3 separate regions of the Homo sapiens genome follow, and regions 1 and 3 are each linked to region 2. Evidence: read pairs that join two places in POLR2A ChIA-PET (ENCODE). Cell type or tissue: GM12878. All regions are shown on one strand. Each heading gives the region's core, and the rest is flanking DNA. Links, peaks and the distances in the headings are about the cores only.

What was found. ChIA-PET counts read pairs that join two places held together with the same protein. Peaks named below come from ENCODE experiments on the same cell type or tissue, not always from the same donor. Only the 100,000 strongest peaks of a DNase experiment are listed, where the experiment ranks them.
Region 1: POLR2A ChIA-PET joins it to region 2 with 19 read pairs; 8 of 35 experiments call an interaction of 5 or more read pairs at or near these places.
Region 3: POLR2A ChIA-PET joins it to region 2 with 25 read pairs; 8 of 35 experiments call an interaction of 5 or more read pairs at or near these places.

Annotation. Positions count from the first base shown.
Region 1 is chr7:129,013,906-129,021,275 of GRCh38, reverse strand. TNPO3 (transportin 3) reads left to right here. Exons shown (of 23, transcript NM_012470.4): 2 at 3,119-3,319; 3 at 4,220-4,293; 4 at 6,141-6,297. Among named protein-coding and RNA genes, the nearest start is that of TNPO3, 38 kb to the left of the region's middle. In GM12878, for the core only: no CTCF peak of the experiment used is centred there; a DNase peak (open chromatin) is centred at 3,185; H3K27ac peaks cover 3,158 bases.
Region 2 is chr7:128,938,190-128,944,143 of GRCh38, reverse strand. IRF5 (interferon regulatory factor 5) reads right to left here. Exons shown (of 9, transcript NM_001098629.3): 2 at 1,868-2,073. The coding sequence starts at 2,062. Among named protein-coding and RNA genes, the nearest start is that of IRF5, 3.2 kb to the right of the region's middle. RefSeq lists enhancers at 3,361-3,410, 3,521-3,750, 5,241-5,310, 5,344-5,927 and a silencer at 5,591-5,954. In GM12878, for the core only: a CTCF peak has its summit at 3,878 (motif pointing left); DNase peaks (open chromatin) are centred at 2,876, 3,453, 4,009, 4,408 and 1 weaker place; H3K4me3 peaks cover 4,116 bases; H3K27ac peaks cover 4,237 bases.
Region 3 is chr7:129,005,329-129,012,698 of GRCh38, reverse strand. All of the region lies in intron 4 of TNPO3 (transportin 3), which reads left to right. Among named protein-coding and RNA genes, the nearest start is that of TNPO3, 46 kb to the left of the region's middle. In GM12878, for the core only: no CTCF peak of the experiment used is centred there; DNase peaks (open chromatin) are centred at 3,098 and 3,848; H3K4me3 peaks cover 1,001 bases; H3K27ac peaks cover 4,236 bases.

The DNA of each region.
Region 1 (7,370 bases), core at 1,033-6,032, 77 kb before region 2:
TCAAGTGATTCTGCCGTCTCAGCCTCCCGAGTAGCTGGGATTACAGGCACCCGCCAACATGCCCAGCTAATTTTTGTATTTTAGTAGAGACGGGGTTTCACCATATTGGCCCGACTGGTCTTGAACTCCTGACTTCAGGTGATCTGCCTGCCTTAGCCTCCCAAAGTGCTGGGATTACAGGCGTGAGCCACCGCGCCCGGCCAAACCTCCTCCATTTTCAACTGCCATCCTCAGATTGGCTCCTTGTACTTTCCAGTGAATCTCTGTTGGTTCTTGGTGTTTCTCTGTTCTTAGGTCCAGTAGACACCCTGTTGTTTGCCTCTGCTTCCACATTTACTGAGACTAAAACCACACAGGTCTTACAGATGTCACTGGTTTGTCTCCTTCCACTTATATTTTGGGGTTCTTGTAGATACCCTTGGAGATAACTAGACAACACCTAGTTTTGTTGCTATCTAATGCTCTGTTTTTTTTGAGGGATTTGTGGAGATTGTATAAAGCTTCATAGAATCTTTTTGCTATTTAAAAATATATCAGCTAGGCATGGTAGCTCACGCCTGGAATCCCAGCACTTTGGGAGGCCAAGGCAGGAGGATCACTTGAGTTTAGGAGTTCAAGACCAGCCTGGGCAACATGGCGAAACCCCATCTCTACAAAAAAATACAAAAATTAGCCGGGTGTGGTAGCAGACACCTGTAGTTCCAACTACTAGGGGGCTGAGGCAGGAGGATCTCTTGAGCTCAGGAGGTTGAGGCTGCAATGAGCTGAGATCGTGCCATTGCACTCCAGCCTGGGTGACAGAGCGAGACCCTGTCTCAAAAAATAAAATAAAAAGATATTAACATGAGCAAAGTAAAGATATTCTGATGGTCTATTAAATCATAGGTGTGCTTGGGTTACTGGTTAATCAATGGCTAAAATCTTTGGAAGATTTTTTTACTTGAGAAAGGAAAATTGGTGCTATTAGTACTACATTAATTAATTAAACATTTGTTGAATACATTTAAGACACGATGTTTGGACTAAAAAGTACAAAAATTAGTAAAATATACTATATCTGTAAAGAAGTTAACACCTCATGCTTACTTTGCACCCCTTATTTCATTGAAAGCTAAGGTTGGGGTTTTTTGGTGGGGGGCGGGAGGGGTGGTTTTTTTAAAAACAGGGTCTTACTCTGTTGCTTGGGCTCAAGTGATCCTCTCGCCTCAGCATCCCAAGTAGCTGGGATCACAGGTGCATGCCACCATGCCCAGCTAATTTTTTATTTTTTATTTTTTAAGTTTTTTTAGGGTCTCACTCTCACCCAGGCTGGAGTGTGGTGGTGTAATCTCGGCTCACTGCAACCTCTGCCTCCTGAGTTCAAGCTATTTTCCTGTCTCAGCCTCCCAAGTAGCTAGGATTGCAGGTGAGTGCCACTACACCCGCCTAATTTTTTTGTATTTTTAGTACAGACCGGGTTTCACCATGTTGGCCAGGCTGGTCTTGAACTCCTGACCTTAGGTGATCTGCCCGCCTCTGTCTCCCAAAGTGCTGAGATTACAGGTGTGAGTGACTGTGCTGGGCCCCAGCTAATTTTTAAATTTTTTTGTAGAGGCACGGGGGTCTTGCCATGTTGCCCAGGCCAGTGTCAAACTTCTGGGCTCAAACAATCCTCCTGCTTTGGCCTCCCAAAGTGCTGGGATTATAGGTATGAGCCACACGCCCAGCCTAAAGCTAAGTTTTATGTCAGTAAATCTGTAATTAGGAAATTCAGGGTCTTTATTTTCCATTTACTTTAGGAACTTGTACAAGCCATTTATTCTACCTGTTTCTATATCTTAACTTGCTTCGTATCAATCTTTGGAAAGATCTTGAAGGATACACAAGGATTATGTATTACTTGTGAAGAGCTCTGTCTTCATAAGAAATTGACCCCTTCTCTTTACAATAGACACTATTCCTAAATTGAGGTTGAAATTTTTTTCAGTCCATTATTGCCAGTCCATGTTAGTCTTCTTCCAGAGGCTGTTGAGTGTAGAATTGGATTAGAATTAATCTAATTAATTAGTTGTCTACAATCTACTGCACGATATTGTTTCCAAAGTTGTCTTCAAAATATGACTCCCCTTTATAATTGTGACTGGCTACTAGAGAGCAGATTTTATACTTTGGTTCTTTTTATTATGTCTATAGATAAGTTTATTTTTCCATTGAAAATGATTTCAGTAACATGTGTAGCACTTTGCCAAGTAGTAATACATCAGAAAATAATTGAAGGGGCCAGGCACGGTGGCTCATGCCTGTAATCCCAGCATTTTGGGAGGCCGAGGCAGGGGGATCACCTGAGGTCAGGAGTTCAAGATCAGTCTGGCCAACATGGTGAAACCTCGCCTCTACTAAAAATACAAATATTAGCTGGGTGTGGTGGTGCACACCTGTTATCCTAGCTAATCAGAAGACTGAGGCAGGAGAATTGCTTGAACCTGGGAGGCAGAGGTTGCAGTGAGCCTAGATTGTGCCACTGCACTCCAGCCTGGGTGACAGAGTGAGACTCTGTCTCCAAAAAAAGAAAGAAAATAATTGAAGGATGTGAAATATTTACTTGAGCCAACATAGTTTTTCTGCTATTTTGTCGGGAACTAATAATTGAAATGTAGGGCTACTGAGACCAATATGAAGTATATTCTCATATTTATAGATATATTAAAACAGCTTCTGGATTCAATTCTTAGAGTGAACAAAGCTTTATTTTAAGCAAGAAAAGAGAAGAAACATGCAGCCATAGATTAGGATTGGAAATTATACAGTGACATTTTAGTTTAGTGGAGACTTTTGGGACATTTTTCTTCATACTCTTGACACCCACACAGTCATTCAAATCAACAAGATTGTATCTACTAATTTAACTGATAGCTCTCATGCCTTCCTAGAATGAGTCAGATTTTAGGTAATTATTTTGTTGAACAGGGCCTATAACAATGTATATTGAACTGTTGGCTGAATTACTGGGTAATTTAGCTTGTCAGATTTTTCTTTCTTTATACTTTGGGCTAAATATGTTTATATAAGTATTGAGGTTATGTCATTAAAATTAGAAAAGTAGTCTTCTTTAAGACATCTTTGTCTAATACGCTTTCAGGTTCATGCATGGGAGATCTCAGACCAGTTGTTACAGATCCGGCAGGATGTGGAGTCATGCTATTTTGCTGCACAGACCATGAAAATGAAGATTCAGACCTCATTTTATGAGCTCCCCACAGACTCTCATGCCTCTTTACGGGACTCATTGCTAACCCATATCCAGAACTTGAAAGACTTGTCACCTGTTATTGTAACGCAGGTAAATCCTGTGCTTCTCATTAGAGAAATTTGTATGGCCATTTGGATTTATCAGGATTGTTTTAATTCGTATTGCTAGGCCATGTGAGGTAATGTTAACTTCATTACAGATGTACTGCTATGTTCTTGTAAGTGGATAGAAAACGAAATTGTTAATCTTTTGTATTAATCTTGGAGTTCATTTGGTTTCAAACTAACTTGATACCAGAAGTGGATAAGGTGAGTATGTGTTTTCACAGGCATGCTAGGTCAGAGGTTTAGGTAGTTGCCTTTTAAGAAATCCTTTCAGGGCTGATTGGCTTTAGTAAAGGTCTCATGAATGAAACGTTGAACTAGAGCATCTGTCCTTTCCCCCTTGGACAGGGAAATACATTAGATAGGAAAACTGGAAACTTCTGTGAGTACGTACTCACATGTGTTCTCTGCCTGGCATAGAAGTGCCCTTAAAGAGGAGGCTTTTCTTAAGTCTTCAAGATGACAAATGCAAAGAGAAGGGAAATGGCAATCCATTACTTGAGAACTGAGTCAAAGGTCTGACTTTATTAGTAGCTTTGACCTTTGGCATAGTATAATTTATATGTCTGTGAAGTTCTGTGGTATTGCCAAATAAAAGTAAATATTGATATATTTTGAGGAATGTCTATAGTCTGTTGTTTCTGACTTCTTTTCTTTTCTTTTTTTTTAGTTTTTAAAGGTTAACTCTTAAATTTCAGCAATTTGTAGCTAACCCAAAAAAGTTTACATCAGATGTATAGAATTGGAGGTTGGGAGAAATGGGGGAAGGGGGTTAGTCTTAGTTGTCATATTGTTTGGAAGAAATGTTTCTTTGCTTCCCAATTAATATTTATTGTGACCCTATTTCTGTTCATCTGTCTTCATTTATTTAATCTCTCTTATTCAGCTGGCTTTAGCAATAGCAGATCTTGCCCTACAGATGCCTTCCTGGAAGGGATGTGTGCAAACACTGGTGGAAAAGTAAGTAATTTGTATTGACTCTATATTAGCATTTGGAATTGCCATTAACCTACACAGAGAAATTTGTTAGCAATAGCTAGATATTTGACTATTTCCCTGAACTCTTAACATAGAATTATGTTATTAACCTTTGTTAGATTAAATGAAACTTATCTAAAATTTTAAATACTACTGAAATATATTGTGTGGGATGTAAAAGACTAGTGATTTATGTAACACACACTTCTTGAATTAATTGCAGCAAAGTCTTTTATTGCCTTGTGGATCACTCTCACTAACTGGCATGACAGCCATTTTGTAAAAATATAGAATTTAAGATTATATTAAATGGGAGGTTGTTATGAATATGTGTTCTTACTAATTGGAGTTTGTTTCACGTTTATCAGAGGGGCAATATTCTTTTTAGACACACAGAGCTTGCTACTTTGAAACAAGTATTCCTTCTGGGTCCTGGCAAGATAACCTTGATATTTGCTTGCATTTGGTTGGGAAGTTATTTTTGAACAAAGTAGAATTACTTTTTACCTCCAATATAGTGTGTCATTAAAGCATTTTACGGATAACTTATTATTTATTTTATTTTATTTTGAGATGGAGTCTCGCTCTTGTTGCCCAGGCTGGAGTTCAACGGTGCGATCTTGGCTCACTGCAACCTCCACCTCCTGGGTTCAGGTGATTCTCCTGTCTCAGCCTCCCAGGCGGCTGAGATTACAGGCATGTGCTACTACGCCTGGCTAATTTTTATATTTTCAGTAGAGGCGGGGTTTGGCCAGGCTGGTCTCAAACTCCTGACCTCAAGTGATCTGCCCACCTCGGCCTCCCAAAGTGCTGGGATTACAGGCGTGAGCCACCTCATCCAGCTTGGATAACTTTTTTAAAAATTATTTTTATTTTTTTGGAGACACAGTCTTGCTGTTTCACCCAGGCTGGAGTGCAGTGGCACAGTCATGGCTCACTACAACCTCAGCCTCGACTTCCCGGGCTCAAGTGATCCTCCCACCTCAGCCTCCTGAGTGGATAGCTTATTTTTTAAATAAAATTTTTATTGGGGAAATTGATACATGCTCCTTGAAAAAATTCTAACAGTATGGAAACCTTCAAAGTGCAAAATGAACCCCGTCCTCTCTCCCTATCCTTATATTTTATTTTTGAAACAGGGTCTCACTCTGTCACCCAGGCTGAAGTGCAGTGGTGTGATCATGGTTCACTGGAACCTGCAACTCTTGGGCTCATGAGATCCTTCTGCCTCAGTCTCCCGAGTAGCTGGGATTACAGATGCATACCACCATGCCTGGCTGATTAAAAAATTTTGAATGTAGAAACGGTCTCCCTGTGATGCCCAGGCTGGTCTCGAACTTGTGGACTCGTGATCCTCCTGCCTTGGCCTCCCAAAGTGCTGGGATCATAAGCATGAGCCACCACAACTGGCCCTTAACCCTGTATTTTATAAGCAACCACTATTAACAATTGGCTATGTAGAGTTTCCTTTATGCATTTTAAAATAAATAAGTGCATATATATTTTAATGTACATATACCTATATATTTGTTCACCCATATTCAATATGTTTCATACATGTTTTTCACTTACTACATTATGGACTTTTTTTCATGTTAGGACATATAGATATCATGTTCATTATAATGGCTATGTTTCATTGAATAACTGTGTCCTTTTTTTAATCTTAACTAATTATGGAGGACATTTATGTTTGTATCTTTTTTCTCCCCCTTAACAGTGGTGGGAATGTTGCTTTTGTTGTTGTGAGTTACTCTGATGGCTGTTATCTTATGTGATTGTGTATTTTCTGGCTATAAATAACATATCTCCACTTTTTTCTTTTGCAGATACAGCAATGATGTGACTTCTTTGCCTTTTTTGCTGGAGATCCTTACAGTGTTACCTGAAGAAGTACATAGTCGTTCCTTACGAATTGGAGCTAATCGGCGCACAGAAATTATAGAAGATTTGGCCTTCTACTCTAGTACAGTAGTATCTCTATTGGTGAGTAAGTTTGAAATACTAAGTTGCTGCATAAAGGCAGAAAGCCATGGCGGTTATTTTGTAATCAATTGCATTATTGTGAAATAGCTTTCTTTGCAAAATTTAATGATGATGCTTTGGTATTTATGTAACACCTTACCATGACAACATACTTTCAGAAACTATGCTTTTTAAGTTTCTGTATAATCCTCTAAAGGTGACGTTATCTCTTTTATGAATGAAAAATGGACTTTAGAGTTACACAACTGTTAATTCAGAATTGGAACTAAGGCCATCTCATTATTTATCTTGTGCTCTTCTACTGCTTAATGCTCCAAACTGTTGGCTGTTAATAAAGGATCATGCAAAGGGAAGTGTGTATAAATCTACTTTACTAAGAAAGGATCCTTTCTTTTTTTTTCTAATTGATACATGATAGTTGTACATATTTATGGGGTTACATGTATTACTTTTATTTTTTGAAGCAGGGTCTCTGTCTCCTAGGCTGTAGTGCAGTGGCATGATCTCAGCTTACTGCACCCTCCTCCTCCTGGGCTCAAGTGATCCTCTCACCTCAGCCTCCTGAGTAGCTGGGACTACAGGTGTGCGCCACCATGCCCAGCTAAATTTTTTATTTTTTGTAGAGATGGTGTCTCTCCATGTTGCCTAGGCTGGCCTCGAACTCCTGACCTCAAGTGATCCACCTGCCTTGGCCTCCCGAAGTGCTGGGATTACAGGCGTGAGCCACTGTGCCCAGTGACATGTATTATTTTTGTCCAAGTATGTAATATGTGATGATCAGATCAAATCAGGTGATGATCAAATTGAGATATCCATCACCTCAAACCTTTATCATTTCTTTGTGTAGGGAACATTCTAAATCTTCTCTTTCAGCTATTTTGAAGTACTCAATAAATTATTAACTATAGTCACTCTGTTTTGCTGTGTAACACTATAACGTATCCTTTCTATTCAGCTGTATTTGTGTACCCGTTAATCAACCTTTCTTGGTCGTCCCCTCCCCGTTACCCTTCCTAGCCTCTGATCACCGTCATTCTACTCTTTACCTCTATGAGATCCATTTTTTTTCACTC
Region 2 (5,954 bases), core at 955-5,954:
TGAAAAAAATCCAGGCTATAAATCAAGATATTCACTTGATTCCAATTTTGCATTCCATATACACACATGTGCAAAAAAACTAAAATGTAAGCAAAAACTATTATGCGAGGTACATCCTAGCATTAAGATTATTGGAGAGAGCACAGTGGCTTGCGCCTGTGATACCAGCTACTCAGGAGGCTGAGGTGGGAGGATCACTTGAGCCCATGAGCTTGAGACCAGCCTGGGCAACAAAGTGAGACCTCATCTTTACAAATATCAAAATCAAAAAATTAGGCTGGGCACGGTGGCTCACGCCTGTAATCCCAGCACTTTGGGAGGCCAAGGCAGGTGGATCATGAGGTCAGGAGTTCAAGACCAGCCTGGCCAACAGGGTGAAACCCTGTCTTTACCAAAAATACAAAAAAAAAAAAAAAAAAAAAAAAAAAAAAAAAAATTAGCCGGGCATGGTGGCAGGTGCCTGTAATCCTAGCTACTCGGGAGGCTGAGGCAGGAGAATTGCTTGAACCCAGGTGGCAGAGGTTGCAGTGAGCTGAGATTGTGCCATTGCACTCCAGCTAGGGTGAAAAAGCAAGACTCCATCTCAAAAAAAAAAAAAAAAATTAGCTGGGCATGGTGGCATGCACCTGTAGTCACGGCTACTCAGGAAGCTGAGACTGGAGGATCACTTGAGCTGAGTTGGAGGTTGTGCTATGACTGCACCACTGCTCACCAATGGTGCAACACTAGGCAACAGAGCAACAACTCATCTCAAAAAAAAAAAAAAAGAGTATATATGTACAGTTGTAGTACATCAATTAAAAAAAAAGATTGGGCCGGGCATGGTGGCTCACACCTGTAATCCCAGCACTCTGGGAGGCTGAGGTGGGTGGATTGCTTGAGTCCAGGAGTTCAAGACCAGCCTGGGCAACATGGCAAAGTCTCTACTAAAAGTACAAAAAATTAGCCAGTTGTGGTGGCAGGCACCTGTAATCCCAGCTACTCAAGGAGGTTGAGATGGGAGACTCACCTGAGCCTGGGAGGTCGAGGCTGCAGTGAGCTGAGATCAAGCCACTGCACTCCAGCCTGGGTGACAGAGTGAGACCCTGTCTCAAAAAAAAAAAAAAAAAAAAAAAAAAAATTGGAATCTGGTCAACAGTGTGAGGCCCTGTCTCTAAAAAAAATTAGAAAATTTAAACAATTGAAAGATTGATGATGTATCTGAATCTTATATTAAAAATAGTTTGTTCCCAACACAAAGAAATGACAAATGTTTGAGATTATGGATATGCTAAGTACCTGATCTGATCACTGTGCTTATCAAATCACCACTGTGTACCCCATAAATATATACTAATTTAAAAATAAAATTTTTAGAAAGATGATGATCGTTGGCTTCCTTTAGCATATGCGTGCACTGAACAAGTCCTCATGAGTAATAGGAGTGAGACGAGCAAAGGGTGAGTAGGACGAGTTATGGGAAGGCCTTCTGGGGACCCTCAGTCCCCACGATGCTCTAGGGTGCAGGTTAGAAAAGATGTGCCCTAGGCCAGGCGTGGTGGCTCATGCCTGTAATCCCAGCTACTCAGGAGGCTGAGGCAGGAGAATTGCTTGAACCCAGGAGGCAGAGGTTGCAGTGAGCTGAGATCGTGCCACTGCACTCCAGCCTGGGCTACAGAGCGAGACTCTGTCTTAAAAAAAAAAAAAAAGGAAAAAGGTGTACCCTGTGTCTACGTCTGCATCCCCTTAGTCCGGGCCCGGCATCAGCAGCAGCATGGTAGCTGGGCGGGTGGCCAGCCTCGAGGAGCTGCCTGTGTGCGTTATGTGCGCTCCTCTTCTGGGGACAGGGTGCCCTGGAGGTCCAGCCAACCTCCTCCCCGGGGCTTACCTTGAAGATGGTGTTATCTCCGTCCTGGCTGGGACCATGCCTTGTGGCATGCCTCCAGGGGATGCAGAATAATTTCTTTTCCCCGTTGACCCATTGAAGCCCTGGGTACTGGCAGCTGTTCACCTGGGCCACCAGCCAGGGCTTCAGCCGCACGCGGCGGGGTGGGGTGGGAGCCACTGGGATGGACTGGTTCATGGCAGAGGGGTCTGCAGGAGAAAGCCAGAGGGGAGCCTCAGCAGGTCTGCAGGTGGATGGGGACAGGGTACTCAGAGGTCAAGCTATGGACCACAAAGGATGGTCTCTCCAGTCCATCTAGGTATTTAAGGCCAATTCTCTTTTCCAAGCATCAGCTTTCTTGTCTAGTGTCATGGAATTTTGTGTTTGGAGGAAGGGAAGGAGAGTTACGAGTTAGTGAATGCTGCGGGCGCGGCCCCAGGTGCCCTTTACCGGGCAGAGGCATCCATTCTCCAACTGCTAACAGCAGCAAGCAGCCCGTTGGCCAGAGAACCGCCTTCCACTACTCACACCACAGGTTAGGCCCACCCCTTGCTCTTGGGGGGCAGCCCACAGCCAGTGACTGCCTGACACCAAAAGCCCGGCTGTCTTGTCTCAAGCTGGCTACCTGGGACAGCGAGCGCTCTGTGGGATCAGCCCGAAGACAGCCTCCTGCTCAGTCTACACCCCTAGTTCGATTCTTCCCTGCCCAAGTTTTCTCACCCTCCATCCCCTGAGAGTTCCCTCCGGAGATGCCCTCAACAAGAATCTCATCTGGAGCTCCCAAGGACACCTGCCCTCAGAGGAAAGCAGTTTCTCAATATCTTTAGAGAAATCCCATCAACCAACTCAACCCACCTCCAATGACAGCAGGCACCAAACAGATGTTACCTCTCTAGGGCCATTCATCTAGGTTCTTGGTCCTCCCCCTTCTCCTCCCACTGGACACGCATTCGGGTAGCACTTAGGAAGGCCCTAACGCCTGCCGGAGCCTGTTAGGAAGGCTACAGGAAACAGAAGCCACAGCTCTAACTGCTACCTACCCAGGGGCACGAGCCCCGCCTCCCAGGCCACAGCTTCACTGCCTCCCTGGAGTCAGGCCAGAGGGACCCTGCCTCCTCCCCTTCACCTGCCCAACTCCCTCTCCAGCCCAGAACCGGAAACTCTCCACAGTCCTGAGTCCCCTTCTGTCCCTCTCCTCCCCTTACCCATGCCCTTGGCCCTTCACTTGAGACCCCTGGGTGGAAGACAGAAAGGACTGGGTCATTACACAGCACAGCCCATCAGAAGTGAATGTGTCGGTCAGCAAGTAAGGAGCAAACGTTCGAGCTGAACTCCCTGTGTCTGGGCCTGCTTTGGCCTTGCAGCATGGAGCCTCAGTTTCCCCTGAAATTCCCTGCCCAGTACCTTTTGGGGTTGCACCTGCCTAGTGCCGCCTCTGAGCTGCTACTGTCTCACATTGCAGGCCTCCCTCAGAGCCCAGCTCTGCTGCCACCAACCCAGGAGAGGTAAGGCCGGCCCTTGCCTGGCCCAGGGGCTGGGACGGGGAGGTGTTCAGAACGCTCCAGCCCTGCCCTGGCCTCAGAACACGCGGGCTCAGTTCCGCTTTCTGCCCCAGCCTCCACCCGGCCCCAGGGGAAACGAAAGTGGCTAGACCGGGACAACTCAGAAACCAGACTCACTGTGGGCTGAGGGAGGGAGCCGAGTGGGTCCCCCAGACCAAATTTCCAACCTCCCACCCAGAGCTGTTCCCCGCACCCCAAACTTGCAGACAGTTTTTGTGCATTTAGTGTGGTTTATAACATGGGTGTGCACCCACCCATAGTTGTATCTGTAGACCCCTGAGAGGCCTTGGCCCTAGAATAGAGGGGTGCCAGTCACCAGCGGCACACAATTCTGGCCGAGCAAGGGTGGACAGAGGAAGCTCTGTCTGCACAGAATCGGGGAGAGCTTCCCTAATGACCCCCTGGGCTGAGGCCGTGCAGGCGCTGGTGCCGTTGGGGAGCTCAGAGGGTCCGGCTGCCTGCCCCCTACTGTCAGTCCAGCAGTCTGGCCCTGCCCAACACGGCTGTTTAATACAGAGCAAGGTTTTGAAATGATAACTCCGACCTCAGTGTCAGAGGGCCGCGTCCATACAGGCAGCTTAGGGAGGGGTGTGGAGGAGGAGCTCCCGTGACAAGCCCGGCTGTGATGAGCGAGAGTCTGTCCACCATGCCACAGAAGGGACTCAGCCTCAAGGCTTTTGCCTGCAGCTAGGTCCACACGAGCTCTAACCCGAACAGCATCCATCCTCCTAGAAGCTCCCTTCTGCCCAGAAAAGGGCTAGGTCTAATTCAGACCACCCCAATCAAGGCCCATGACTTTGGAAGTTCGGTGTCAGAACAGGTCTGCCTGCCAGGCTCCGGAGTCTCTGGGTGAAATGTATGGAGCCCTAGACCTAAGTCAATGGACCTGAGCCCCGGAAGGTGGGGAAATCCAACAGCCTGAGGAAGTCCCTACAATTGTGTGAGGCAGCGAAGCATCCAGTGGGCAGCCCTAGAGGACCTGCTGAGGTGGGGTAAGCCCACAGCTCACCCCAGGGCCATGCTGGAGTCCCAGGAGACAGTGCCCCCACCACCACCCAGGAGCTGCAATTCATGGGCACCAGGGACCCACTAGGGGAGGAAGTGCCACAGCAGTCCTAGTAAGAGTGGCCAGACAGCAGGCGCCCTGCTGCTCCCAGGGTTGGTCTGGGTCACATGTCTCCTTGCAAACCCACACCCAGCTCAGGGAGAGGACAAGGGGTTCCCTGTACAGGCCCTGACCCCCAAATCCCACCCCTCCGGGTCAGCTGCCCACACCCTGGGCCCTGCTGCCCACCTGGTCCAGACAGGCTGAGGCTCTGGGGCAAAAGGTGCCCAGAAAGAAGCTTCTTTCAGCTTCCTCCCAGGGTCAGGGTAGGGGAAGACCAGGGTACAGGGGAAAAACCCCAAAGTAGGGCCTTTAGATAAAAAGGGGTGATTTCCCAGTGCTTCCCTTGACTCTTGGAACCCCTCAGCCCCAGCACCCCAGGCCCCATAACTACTGGGGGTGGGGGCAGGAAGGGGAGGTCTTGCCAGAGGGCCTCCTGAGGGGCTACAGTTTCCTACATCGATACAGCCGAGCCCTCTCTGGTTCTGGTCACTTATCCCCATTCTGGGCCCTCGAGGAGCCCAGGCCCAGCCCAGTCCTCCGCCCCTGCTCCCCCCTCCCCTCCGCCCCCACCCCTCCCGCGTGCTCCGCTGGGGCACACCCCCTGGGCCAGCCCGCGGAGCCACCCCCACCTCCAGAGTCGGCCTCTGGACCTCTCCTCCTGCTGCTGGAGGAGCAGCACCCCGGTCCTCGCCCTGCTGTGTTCAGCGTGGCCGCGAGGCTGGGAAAGTCCCCCACTCCAGCCTCTGCTCCCAGGTACCCGCTCCCGCCCCTCCCGGGGTCCGGAGACAACCATCTCCCCACGCATCCCGGCCATGCTAGCCTCACTTTTCCTCCACGTTTAGCCTCTTCATTGTTGCCTTCTTAAGTTCTGGGACAGGACCTGAGGAAACCAGCCCAGGAACTATTGCGCCCCATCCTTTTCCGCTGCTCGGGGGACGAGAGTCTGCCATTCCCGGCCGCGAGCCCAGGGACGCAGCCTCTACCTGACACCATCTTCCCCCAAACTCTTGCACAGTTCCTGCCATTGGCCTGAAGATCCCGGGGGATGAACGCTTTAACCTCAACCTCTTTTCCGAAAGGGTGAGGGTGGCCCGGTAAGAGCAAGGGCGAGTGCATCGAAAGTAAGGATCGGGCCTCGCTCCTCTGTGGTCCAAGCCAGCCTCCAGCGGGGCTCCCGGGAACCCCCATTCTGGGCGATGGCGAGGGGGAGGGAGAGCAGCAGAGCCGGCGCCCCCCGCAGCGCTGCCCACTCCGCCGCCTGGGTCACTGGGCTCCCCGGGCGCCAGCACCCCAAACCGATCGGGGCGTGGGAGGCGCTTTGGAAGTCCCAGGCCGGCCGGGCGCACCCTGCTGTAGGCACCCACCCGAGCTCGCTTTCCAGGCGCAGCTGGACGCGGACCCCGCCCTACTCCAGTCTTCA
Region 3 (7,370 bases), core at 1,044-6,043, 68 kb before region 2:
ATAGTCCAGCTTAATTTTCTCAATAATGTGGATACAGGTTGAATATCCCTTACTGAAAGGCTTGGGACCAGAAGGGTTTAGGGTAGGGTAAAAAAAGTAGTATTTAGGATTTCTGAGTTTTTAAAATTTTGGAATATTTGCATTATACTTTGTGGTTCAGCATTCCTAATCTGAAATGCTCCAGTGAGCATTCCCTTTGAGCGTTATGTTGGCACTCAAAAAGTTTTGGATTTTGGAGCATTTTGGAGTTTTGGATTAGGGATACTTAACCTGTAGTAAATTATTTTTCAGAGATGTGTTTCAGTATAGCAAGTTCATAGATCTTTTAGTTTGAAAAAAAATTAAAATTCTATTAAAAATTGTGTTCAGTTTTGTATTAGAAATTCATTGGAGGGCTGGGTGCAGTGGCTCACCCCTGTAATCCCAGCACTTTGGGAGGCTGAGGCGGGTGGATTACTTGAGGTCAGGAGTTTGAGACCAGCCTGGCCAACATAGTGAAACCCTGTCTGTACTAAAAATACAAAAATTAGCCAGGTATGGTGGTGCACTCCTGTAGTCCCAGCTAGTCGGGAGGCTGAGGCAGGAGAATCTCTTGAACCTGGGAGGCGGAGGTTGCAGTGAGCCAAGATTGCACCACTGCACTCCAGTCTGGGCAACAGAGGGAGACTCCATCTCAAAAAAAAAAAAAAAAAAAAGAAAGAAAAAGAAAAAAGAAATTCATTGAAAAATAATTCTTTTAAGTTAAATATATGTTTTTCACTTAGCCATTTATTTTAAAGAAATAGTTTTATGGAAAATTAGAAAATATGTACAGCAAATTTCACTCAAACCATCTGGAGATCATACAGTTAACCCTTTAATACATATCCTCTATGAACATATTTATGGATATATATACAGATTTTTTAAGCCCAAATGAAGTTATACTTTACTTATTCTTCTGCATCTTGCTTTTTCAGTCATCTGCTTACCTTTTCAAGTTAGTAAGTTTTCATATCATCTGATAAACCCAGACCATATTCACATTTCACCAGTTGGTCCTAAGATATTCTTTACAGGCTGGGCGTGGTGGCTCATGCCTGTAATCCCAGCACTTTGGGAGGCCAAGGCTGGCAGATCACAAGGTCAGGAGCTCGAGACCATCCTGGCCAACATGGTGAAACCCCGTCTCTACTAAAAACACAAAAATTAGCTGGGCGTGGTGGCATGCAGCTGTAGTCCCAGCTACTCGGGAGGCCAAGGCAGGAGAATTGCTTGAACCCGGGAGGCAGAGGTTGCAGTGGGCCGAGATGGCACCACTGCACTCCAGCCTGAGCGACAGAGTGAGACTCCATCTCAACAAAAAGAAAAAACAAAAAAAGATACTTTTTACAAAGAATATCCAATCTGTAACTATGCCTTGTATCAGGTTCTTAGTCACAGTCCCACATTCTGTTCCTTGTTTAAAATAACATGACTTGTTGAAGAGATTGTACCAGTCATTTTATAGAATTATCTTACCTTTATGATTTTCTGATTGCCTCTCCTTCGTTTCCTTTAGCATGTTTTTCTTTTCTCTGTATTTCCTCTAATTGGAAGTTGTATCTAAAACAGCCCTTCTCAGTAGGGGTTCCTCAAGAGAATTAAGCCTAAAGCTATTCGTTATATGTAATGAATTCTTTCCTCTACATTAATAATGGTTCTAGCTATATACCGCCCTTAGGATAATTAAGAAGATGGGCACTCAGATAATTTTCTGAAGGGCTTAATTCTATACAATTTTTTTTTTTTGTAGATATAGAGCTTCTCTATGGTCTCAAACCTGGTCTCAAGTGATCCTCTCTCCTTGGCCTCCCTTAATGATGAGATTACAAACGTGAACCACCACACCCAACCTATAGGATATAATTCTTTCCTAGAATCCTGATTGAGAAAAACTGAGAGGCTTAGAGGATTAGTTTTTTAAAGTTAAATATTTTGGGCTAGAATATATCATAGGTACTTGATGCTATGTCTTAGTATATATACAGCGTTCAGTTGACCTTCTATTAGTGATGCTAGGGTTGACCACTGGATTAAGATGAAAGTCTGTTCCTTCCATTTTTAAAGTTCACTTTCCTCCTTTGTAATATAATGTAGTTTGTGTGATGGTAGCTTGTTAGTTTATGAATGTTCAATTCCCTATCAGACTTTAGCCTAATTGTTTTACATTCCAGTAGATAATCCCTACCTTAATCAATAATTTCATTATGGGCCAGGCAATGTGGTTTATGCTTATAATTCCAGCACGTTGGAAGGCTGAGGTGGGACGGTTGCTTGATGTCAGGCATTCAAGACCAGCCTGGGCAACATAGCAAGAGCCTGTCTCAAAAAAAAAATAATACATTAACCAAGCATGTTGGCATGCACCTGTAGTCCCAGCTACTCAAGAGGCTGAGGCAGGAAGGATCACTTGACCCCAGGAGTTCAAGGTGGCAGTGAGCCACGATTGTGCCAGTGCACTCCAGTCTGGGCAACAGAACAAGACTGTCTCTAAAAATAATAATAATTTCATCATGGGTTGCAAAATGATATTTGACTATTTCTGTTATTTCTTGTACATATAAGTTGGCATTCTTATGAGCTCCTACTAGAAAGGTAGGATAAATCTTAATTCTTTTCAAAATGAGGATTTATTTTAAAGCTGCCTTGAATTTTTTTTTTTCTGGCTTTGTCTTTTTGAAGTATGATGGACTCATGTTCATTTAGGTCCAACCAGGTGTCTCCTTTCCAAGTTTCAGAATCCCATTCTTTACCAGTCAGTTTCCTAACTTTCACATGAGAAGTGTGGAGGGACTGTAAATTCACCTGTTGTTTGTAATTCAGCAAGTCACACAACTAAGTTTGGTATACGAGTTTCAGCAGTACTAACTTTGTAGCTACAAAAAGTAAGAGCTGCTTTTAGACTGGGCGTGAAAGCTGTGGTGCTCAGACTGTGGCCTGAGGTGAGAGTTAATGGACTTGAATTTGTCATTTTCTTTTTGTAAGCACTTGTGAATTTAAAATAATCCCATCCACATGTATTTTGTGTCATGGTTACTGCCACAGCAGTCAACTACAGCAGCCACTTGGGCATTCAAGGCACGTGCCTGACTTAGCACATCATGACAATCAATCACAGGTGATATTTTGAGGAACTGTGATGCAGTCTGAAAAATATATTTCCTGTGGTGCTTAAAAATGTCTCTAATTTTGTCATGTAGCTTGTCATGTTATAGAACCCAGGGGATGAAATTAGTCCAAAATGGCCAAGAAAAAAATAGGCATGTGGCTGTAATGCCAGGTTCCAAACCCCTCTTAAGACCTTTTCTCATTTAGTTTCCTGCACACTCTCCTTTAATGATTACATTCTGTCCTATTTCTTGTTAGTATTATACTTTTGTGGTCTGTCCTAATGGACCCATTCCTAAACATGGTGTTGAACTTTTTGAAGTTTTAAACGTGTTTCTGCTTGCTCTCATAGCTAAACTGAACCTGTGCTTCTAACATTTTTGTCTCTTCACTTTCTATTTTGTTAATCTAAGATCTCAATTCTTATTTATCCCTGCTATCTTTTTACTGGTGAGCTCTTCTGGACTCTGTGGCATTTATCTTGAAGCTTTTGAGGACTTTAAGAGGCAGATTTTTAACATAGCATAGCTCTCAAAGAGGAACAGAAGATAACTGTTAGTTCTGATGTTTTAGAATGTATGTTTGATTTAATTTGCAGAATTTCATCTTTTCAAAGAGATTAGTTTTAGAAACAGGTTTTTTTCAGAATTTGGTCTTTCAGTTTGAGTCAATAGTTAGAATGTACAAGCAAATCCTTCCACTTGTACACATCATGTCTTATTAAAATTGAAATATCATTCAGGAAGTCTAAAGGCCAAGTGATTATGTAATGAGTTTATATCAACAGCATCAAAGATTCAATTGAGAGTTTGAGACAGGTTGAGGGGGAGAGAGAATGAGTATCAGCTCTTAAAGAGAAATCTCTCAGTGGCTCCAGTTCATGTTAAGGGAACTTAGTTACTCCGTTCATTTTGCTACTTTCAGCCTTGAACCGTATTAAATTAAGTGCTCCTGTGCATTTATTAGTTTACGTATTACATATTTAAATATATTGCATATATTAGTGTCATAGTCTTTTCTAAAAATTCTGGCCATTTTAGTGCCTGGCATCCCTGAATATTTTCTTTCTGAGTTTCAGGGGAACAAAGAAAGTCTTGAGTAAAAAATATCTAGAAGAACTTAATGGGGCCAGAACCATATTTGTGACATTTTCTTATCTCATCTAGTGTGTTTTCTGGTGACTTTTAAAGTGTTGTTTTATTTTTTAATTTTTTTGTAGAGACAGGGTCTTAACTTTGTTGCTCAGATTAGTCTAGAACTCCTGGGCTCAAGCGATCCTCCCACCTCAGCCTCCCAAAGTGCTGGGATTACAGGTGTGAGCCACTGCACGCAGGCTCTGATGACTTTTTACAAATACTTTCCCCTCTAAAGCAAGGGCTCTTAGTTCTTTCCTTTCCTGCCATTCTTCCTTCTTTTTTTTTTAGACAGAGTCTTGCTCTGTCGCCCAGGCTGGAGTACCATGGCGCAATCTCAGCTCACTGCAACCTCTGCATCCCAGATTCAAGCAGTTCTCCTGCCCCAGCCTCCTGAGTAGCTGGGATTACAGGTGCGTGCCACCACACCTGGCTAATTTTTGTATTTTTAGTAGAGACGGGGTTTCACCATGTTGGTTAGGCTGGTCTCAAACTCCTGACCTTGTGATCCACCCACCTCAGCCTCTCAAAGTGCTGGGATTACAGCCGTGAGCCACCACACCCGGCCCCTGCCATTCTTCCTTCTATAAATACTTGGATATTTACTCTGTGCCTCTTGTGGCTTTAGATAGTGACAGATGTCTCAGAAGTCTATATCCTAGACATAAACTTATGTGTATACTCATAGTTACGTGGTTAATTTCTCTGCAAGTTAGCTGCAACTCCACCTTTTTCCAACAAGCATATATAATGCAATATGCACAATAAATGAAAATGAGCGGAAGTGAGTCTGCATTTAGTTAGCAATCAAGTTCTGATGTTATTCATTACAAATGATGTATACTTCAAGCTGACATGCTTAAAACTAGTAAAATAGTTGGTTCATGTGTGATAGATGATTCTGTTTCCCCATGCTGTTAATATTTCATGGCTTTCTTTGGTAATACACGAATCATTATCCAGGTAAATTAGTATATAGCTAGTTACACTGATAATAATGTATAATATTAGTAAGATAGATTATTGTTGCAGTCTGCCTAACTTTACAGGCTTTTGAAATATAGGAAGTCCTTGATATTAATCATATCTTTGTTCTATGTATGTAAGCAAGTTTGGGAGGTAGCTATCGTGTAATGGTTAAGATCATAGACTTTGAAGCCAGACTTCTTAAGTTTAAGTCCTGGCTATGCTGTTTCCTACCTGTGCCATATTGGGCGAGTTACTTGACTGTCTGCCTCAGTTTTCTCATCAGTATAATGGGGATAATAGTATCTGTTTCATATTGTGGGGATTAAATGATTTAATACATATAAAGCTCTTAAAACAGTGCCTGGTGCACAGAAAGGGCTCAGTAAATGTTGCAATGACTGGTCAGCTTATTTTTCATGTACTTTTCTTCCTCCCCCTGAAATGTAATGGCCTGGAAGAGAGAGAAGAAATAGAAAGAGTCAAGTATATTAATATACTTGGACTTCCTTTCTTCTGTCTTCTGAGAAGGAAAGGTGGTTTTTTGTTTTGTTTTGCTTTGTTTTAAAGGTAGCTTCCAGACCCGAATATCTTAAATAGCCTTCTGTGGGAATGAGCTGGTATACAGTCATTCATTAACCCCTCACTTCTCTTCATCTTAGCAACCTAGCATTCTTTGGAGCACAATAATAAAGACAGTCATCTTCAATGTAGGTTTATGTAGTAGATGAAGCTTTGAACTTGGGAAATTTTCCTGTGTAGTTTATATCTGCATTGTAACCACAAATATCACTATTTAGATCTTATTTAATAATACATTATGGGATTTCACCCCCACTCTCATGCCTCCTGAACCCCATGGAAATTATATTTCTAACTCATTGCTTGCAAGAGCTTTTTTTAAAACATTCTTTGCCTAGAAAAAGATGCATTACATTTTACTTTGGAAAAAATATATATCACAAAAACAGACTACAAGGAGAAACATTGAGTTTTAGTCTAATTCTGTTTTATCTCTTTTATAGTATTTATAGTAGTATCACTTTCTGTGGGATGACATGTTTATTATTCTATTGCCAAAGCTGAAACATTAGCTTTTCTTGTGGAAATATACAGTGGTATGCCTAGCTTACTCTAGCTTATTATCTATTCTGTATCAACCAGGTATATAAGTAAGTAAATTACTTGTAAAATAATTTTTTGGATAATGCAGAAGTGGGAACTAAGAAATTAGTAAGTTATTTCTGAAACAACTTGGGTAAGTCTGTAACCTCTCTCTACTTCAGTTTTCCCATTGAGAAAGTAGAGACAATAATAGCAGCTACCTATAAAGTTGTATTTGGGGATTGTGTTAGTCCAGTCTCATGCTGCTATAAAGAAATACTTGAGGCTGGGCTCAGTGGCTCATGCCTGTAATCCCAGCACCTTGGGAGGCCAAGGTGGGCGGATTGCCTGAGGTCAGGAGTTTGAGACCAGTCTGGCCAACATGGTGAAACCCGTGTCTACTAAAAATACAAAAAAATTAGCTGGGTATGGTGATGTGCATCTGTAATCCCAGCCACTTGGGAGGCTGAGGCAGGGGAATTGCTTGAACCAGGGAGGTGGAGGTTGCAGCGAGCCGAGATTGTGGCACTGCACTCCAGCCTGGGCAACAGAGCAATACTCCATCTCAAAAAAAAAAAAAAAAAGAAAAGAAAAGAAATACCTGAAACTGGGTAATTTATAAAGAAAAGAGGTTTAATCAGCTTATGGTTCTGTGGGCTGTACAGGCTTCTGCTTCTAGGGAGGCCTCAGGAAACTTAACAATCATGGGGGAAGGTGAAGGGGAAGCAGACACATGTTCACACGGCCGGCAGGAGAGAGAAGGAGGGGGGTGGTGCTACACACTTTGAAACAACCAGATCTCGTGAGAACTCTATCACAAGAACAGCAAGGGGGATGTTCATTCCCATGATTCAGTCACCTCCCACCAGAACCCTCCTCTAACACTGGGGATTACAATTTGACATGAAATTTGGGTGGGGACACAGAACGAAACCATTTCGGGGATTAAGTAGATAAGTTGTATTTAGAACAGTGGTGCCTAGCTGGATGCAGTGGCACATGCCTGTAGTCCTGCCTGGGCAATGTAGCAAGACCCTC